2 separate regions of the Mus musculus genome follow, and region 1 is linked to region 2. A link is a loop called in an ENCODE intact Hi-C map of the cell type or tissue named here. Cell type or tissue: left cerebral cortex. All regions are shown on one strand. Links, peaks and the distances in the headings refer to the core of each region. The heading gives the core; the rest is flanking DNA. Region 1 overlaps Gm35279 (a long non-coding RNA gene). Region 2 overlaps Gm35215 (a long non-coding RNA gene).

The links. Peaks named below come from ENCODE experiments on the same cell type or tissue, not always from the same donor. Only the 100,000 strongest peaks of a DNase experiment are listed, where the experiment ranks them.
Region 1: it touches region 2 in a loop (2.0-fold over the local background); 1 of 42 quality-filtered maps calls a loop at or near these places.

Annotation. Positions count from the first base shown.
Region 1 is chr13:98,996,205-98,999,122 of GRCm38, forward strand. It overlaps Gm35279 (a long non-coding RNA gene), which reads left to right. Exons shown (of 5, transcript XR_873855.1): 2 at 236-295; 3 at 378-642. Among named protein-coding and RNA genes, the nearest start is that of Gm35279, 3.4 kb to the left of the region's middle. In left cerebral cortex, for the core only: no CTCF peak of the experiment used is centred there; no DNase peak of the experiment used is centred there.
Region 2 is chr13:98,942,623-98,945,540 of GRCm38, forward strand. The region is part of intron 1 of Gm35215 (a long non-coding RNA gene); the gene reads right to left. Among named protein-coding and RNA genes, the nearest start is that of Gm35215, 1.8 kb to the right of the region's middle. In left cerebral cortex, for the core only: a CTCF peak has its summit at 1,569 (motif pointing right); a DNase peak (open chromatin) is centred at 2,375; H3K4me3 peaks cover 446 bases.

The DNA.
Region 1 (2,918 bases), core at 186-2,685, 54 kb after region 2:
ATACTCTCATACACACAGCATAGCTTGAGCATAGGAACTCAAAGCCCACCCCTGCAGTGTTGTATTTCCTCCAACAAGGCCACACCTCCTGATAGTGCTACTTCCTATAGGCCAAGCATATTCAAACCATCATAGGGACTAACCTAAATTCTTCTTTATCATTTAGTAAGTCATTTAAACAGTTGATGTGTGTACTGTAAGATTATCTTTTGCCTGTCCATGCTTCCTCCTCCAGACAGACTGGATGAAGGGAGAAACATCTTTCGTCCCGACAACCTTCAGGAACTGTTGCTGGGTTAGTAACTAGGGCAATGCCCACACCTCACACCCCGAGGGTATAAAAACACTCACCTCTCCTTGCCTCTTTTCTGCCCCAGGTCTTAGATGAAGTCTGGTGTCTGCTAGCAAGACACACAGCATACTGACGGGACTGATGGCCAGCGTCCTAGAGACCCCAGAGACTCCAAAGCTGTTTCAGACCCTTTGCTCTGAGCCCAGAGTCCAGGATCGCTTTCCCCCCCAGACTCTTGCTTCATGCTGCGTGATGCTTCTCCTGATTGCGGCATGGATTCTACACTACCATCCACCTGTGGTTAAAGTGCTGCTTAAGTTACAGGATCTTGTGATGACTGAAAGGTCATGGTGAGACAATGAGAGATAAAGTCACAAAGATACAATGGGGGTAGATGCAATATTAGCTTAGAGCAGAAAACTCAGCCTGCCAGGCACGGATGTCCTCAGGAGAACTATATGACACCCCGACAGGGGAGGGTGAAAAGAGTGAGAATGGAAGAGGAGGACACAGGTTTCGATCCAGGGACTCTGGGATCTGGGGCATGGAGACAGGCAGAGTTTGATTTAAGTAACTTTCCAAAGCCTTGCAAATGGAAATATCTGAACCATTCTTCTTGATTTTGGCAAAGAAGAATTCAAGAACAGAAAGAGGCAGGATTGGGCGGTACCCTCTCTGCTGTGGGGACCGGTTTAGCTCTTCCCCTTTTGACATTTCCGTGGTTGAGAGGGAATCGACACCCTCTTCATTCCTGATTGGCTGAGGTCAGTTTCCCTCTCTGCCTTCCTTCCCTGTGTCCCCATGACTAGTTTCTCTAACTTCACCAGGTCGGAGCATTCAGCCCCTGTCTGGGAATTGCCTATATCTTGCTTTGGCTAATCTGAAAGCTGGGTCACTGGTCTTAGATGACCTGAGGGTGTGTGCTCAAGAAATTAGATTATCTTTGTGCAGAGTAAGAACATAATAAAGGAATTAACTTTGGCACTGGGCACAAGGCTGTCAGTCCCTGATTCGGGTTCTTGTGAGTCGGATGTAATTTTATACAGAACAGAAAAAGACTGAGATGAAAAATCCAAGAAAATTTTAATATTTTGAATTCTGGTTCACATTTTATAGTAAAACACTAACTAAAAAGCAGTTAACCTGCCCCCCTCAATACATTTATTGTAAATGGATGTAAAATGTGATGCAAAATGCATCTTTTTTTCTCTTACTACATTAAGAGTGTCCTAGCTAAGCTAGGAGCAGGGCAGTGGGAAAGGGGCAGTAATGGCTCACACCTTTAATCCCATCACTTGGAAGGCAAAGGCAGACAGATCTCTTTCAGTTTGAGGTCAGCCTGGTCTACAGAGTGAGTTCTAGGACAGCTAGGGCTACACAGAGAACTGTTTGAAAAACCCCAAACCCAAAACCAAACCAACCGAACAAACAAAACAACAAAAAGAGAGTCTAGCTAAGCATATGGATTAAAATAAGAGTTACCCAAGGTCAGATACCCTCAGAAGTCTGACACCAGGAAATAAATGGAGACCTGTCAGACATGGAAGTGGGCACTTCAAACCCCTGTTCTACACTGTCTTTCCTCAGTTGGTCCCAAAGGGAGGAAGAAGGAGGAAGGGAAAGAATGAGCAGCTACGTGGAGACATGAGATCACAAGATGAAATCGGAAACTATATCTAAGTAAGAACAGGGAGGGGCTCCAGGCCAGAGGATCTGAATAAGGAAGGCACAGTGGCTTGATTTAAAAATGTCTGAATGTGTAGTCTAAGGCTTTAAAATGATTTTTACGGGCACCTGAGGGCCACTGTGCATTTGATCTTGATTATGTAATTAATGGATGTAAGGGGATGTTTGAGTCAACATTCCAGAAAATGGGATCAGAGAGCCCAGCAGTTCTGCTGCCCAGAGGCTCAAGAGTGGGAGAGTAATAGCTTGAGTGGATGGAGAGGGAACAAGAGGAAGGGATTATCTGTGTAAGAAGAATTGGCAAGGATTGGCTCAGGCTGGAGGAGATAGAGCTCTGAGGGAGCCTGACAATGGCTGAGCACTGATCATGGTCTAAACGGGTTCCCCTGCACCCAGGGAGAAGCTCAGGTTCTCCTGTGACCTCTGACTCGGGTGTGAGCCTGGCTCTTACTGTAAAGGGTAAGCAAGCTGGCTTGCCTCCATTCATAGATGCTTGGGGACAGAGCTGGGTCTCGCTCCAAGTGTCTGGCTGTGGGCTCCGTGCTGCTTACTCTCCACCCTGCTTCTTCATGACCTCTTTTACTTCCCTGTGACATCTTGTCTGAGCATCATAAGATTCAAGACCCAAGGGCAGTTTTGACAGAATCATGGCTGTGGATCGGTGTTGCCAGCAAAAGGCAGCAGAATTAAGACTTGAACCCAAGTCTTCTAACTCTGTCTGCAGTACTCTAGTTTAAGCTAATGCTCTGTATTTCTTATCAACCAAGGTAGTGCCATGGGGGCACTGGAGATATTGTGATTTCAGAGTTTCAAGCGACCTCAGGAATGCATCCTTCTCACTTGACACCCTACAGCGTCCTGGAGCGAGGCCCTAGCACAGCGGTTCTCAACCCCTTTGGAGGTCACATATCAGATACCCTGCCTATCACTTATTTACGTT
Region 2 (2,918 bases), core at 195-2,694:
ATGCGGGTCCCAAACAACTGGAGTGGGGGTGGGGTGGGGTGGGAGTGGGGGCTACCCCAGGAGCTGTTGCCTGTAACTGGTATATGTTCTTTTAGCGGGGCTGCCTTGTCTAGACTTAGAGTGGGAGAGAATGCACCTAGCCCTGCTGAGACTTGATGCCAGGGTAGGGGGATACCCAGGGGCCCCCACACACTCAGGAAACAGGAGGAAGGATGGAGGAGGGATTGTGGGAGGAGGGTGACCGGGAGGTGAGGCAGTGAGCAGGATGTAAAGTGAATAAGTAAAATAATAATAATAATAATAATAATAAAATTTTAAAAGTTTTTAGTTGCAATTACATACATCCACATTGAAAGCAACAGTACAGTAATATGTGACATTTAATATGCTTAAGGGCATGTCATAAAATTATGAAGAAGCCACACAAGATCACAGAGGCATCACCACTGTCAATATAGATTGATGCAATAAAGTAATTTAAAGAGTGACTTAGGATTAGAAATCAAGAACAGAATAGCATGCATGCCCTATTGCAACTAAGAATAAGTCAAGTTTCGGTCTTTAATGCTATAGCAGTTATCACGTAGGGTGTTATCCATGCATAAAGGACCTTTTCCTTTAGGGAGGTTTAAGCATTGGTCCCTGGACTTAGACTCAAGGTCATACACATGCCAGGCTAGTCACTACCACTGAACTATCTCCCCAACCCTCATTCCATATTTTTGAGACAGTCTCACTAAGTTGCCCAGGCTGGACTTGAATTTACTCCGAAGCCAAGGTAGATCCTGACCTAGTGATGTTCTTGCCTCCTGAGTCTCTGGGATGAGGCCTATACTACCAGACCAGTGTTATTTTTTCAATCCATGAACATGTAAGTATACAGTGGCTTCATCTTCAAAGCAGAAGTGAAGCCGGATGTTCATTATCCCCAATTTACACAGGAGAAAACTGGGGTGAATGGATAATTACTTAAAATCACATAGCTAGTCAAGGAAAGAGCTAGGATTTGAAATTTCTGTATTCATTATTCCTGTATTGAGTCGCTTCTTTAGGAGAAAAGACTCCAAAACTTCTGGTAGCATCAACATTTACATTGTAAAAAAGAAAGCATGTGGGGAACCACGTGTTCTGCAGTACAAAATGGTTAAACGCGTTATGATTTATTCGTTCCAGAAATAAAAGTTGTTCAGCCACAGTTAGGTTAAGGTTTCTTTCCCCTGGCTGCCAGAGTACGGGCCAGACATTTCTCAAGAGTTACCTGTCCTTTTGGGTCTTCTCCGTGTTTTTATGTATTTGGATCATTTATGAGTGTTGGTAGGTCTTGTCCCAAATGGACAGGTCTCTTGTTCTGCTATAGTGGTCTATGGCTCATACAGTATGCCACTGTTGACAGCTGCTGGAATGAAAGGCCTTCACGAGTAGAAGGCACTTTCTTCCCTAGGTACGCACGCACACATGCTTCTGTGACCTCATATTTCCATTCTCATCTGTAACCCAGTATACTTCTTTCTTTTCTAAAAGATTTATTTACTTATTATATGTAAGCACACTGTAGCTGTCTTCAGACACCCCAGAAGAGGGCACCAGATCTCATTACAGATGGTTGTGAGGCACCATGTGGTTGCTGGGATTTGAACTCAGGACCTTCAGAAGAGCAGTCAGTGCTCTTAACTGCTGAACCATCTCTCCAGGCCCAGTATATCTCTTAGTAGATTTCTTGCTATTAGTGTATCTAAGATTTTGTGTTGTAAATGTTAAGAAAGGAGTTCAAAAAGCACAAGTAATTTTTAAAGAAGTAAAACTGAAGTAAAGGAAGAATCCCATGCCAATGTTGTGGTTCGGCATCAGGATCTCTCCATAGCTTTCCCCATAAATTACAAAAATGATACATTCCATTCACTAGATGTCAGGCACTATGGCAAACTTGCTAGGTAATTTATTGCTCTTAATCCTGAATACAGCCCCATAAAGTCTGTATTATTTATTATTGTCATATCATAGGTGAGAACACAAAATCTGGAGAAGTTGAGTAATTTGCCTCAGGACTTAACCCGGATCTGTCTGAGTTTAAAGGTCAAGCTGTCAATCATAAGCTTGCTACTTCCTTCCTCTCTCCTTTGCCCTGCCCCCAGTACAGGCAGAGCGACTTTCTCTAATGTTTACTTGTATGACGGTTCCAACTTTGTGCCTACGAATAGCATGACAGCCAGTTGCCTTGGAAATCAATGGTTATCATAAATTAAAGCTAGGGGTGGCGTTGAATATGGAGTTCTTTAAAGAGAAACCTGCCACGCTCTTAAAATAAGGAAGATAAGCAGTAAGAGAAACTGAAAGTAGAAAATAGACACATTGACATTCATGTTTCACAAGCATCTTTCCGGCAAAGGAAGGGACTAATGCCAAAAGGATTGAAACTCTGAAGCTGCCCAAACACTTTCTTCACTCAGTTGTGAATCTTTCAAAAGTATCCCACTTTTCCTCCCTCCCGCTGGTTTAATCACACAAAATCAACCTTCCGTGAAAATCTACCACTCACATTGAAGCCTACGTACTCAAGACAGACTCTGGCTCCCCAGTAGTAAGTTCTGCCACATGTCACCAAGCTCTGTCATGAGTAGTTTCCCATCTTTCATGGCTCTCCTCCTACTCTTTTTTTCTTGAGATAGGGTCTCACTATGAAACTGAGAACAGTTTCTCAAACTTGGGGTCCGCCTGCCTGAGCCTACAGAGTGCTGGGATTACAGATGTGTGCTACCACACACAGCTTTGTTCTCCTTGAACTTGAGAATTAAAAAATAATAATAATTCTTACAAATATGCAGAAGCTATGGTAACAAGTAGCCACGATAAATGGTCTGAGTGATGTTCAACCAAACAACTCACTTCTGTGAACGCAGTCTCATAAGGCAACCTCACTT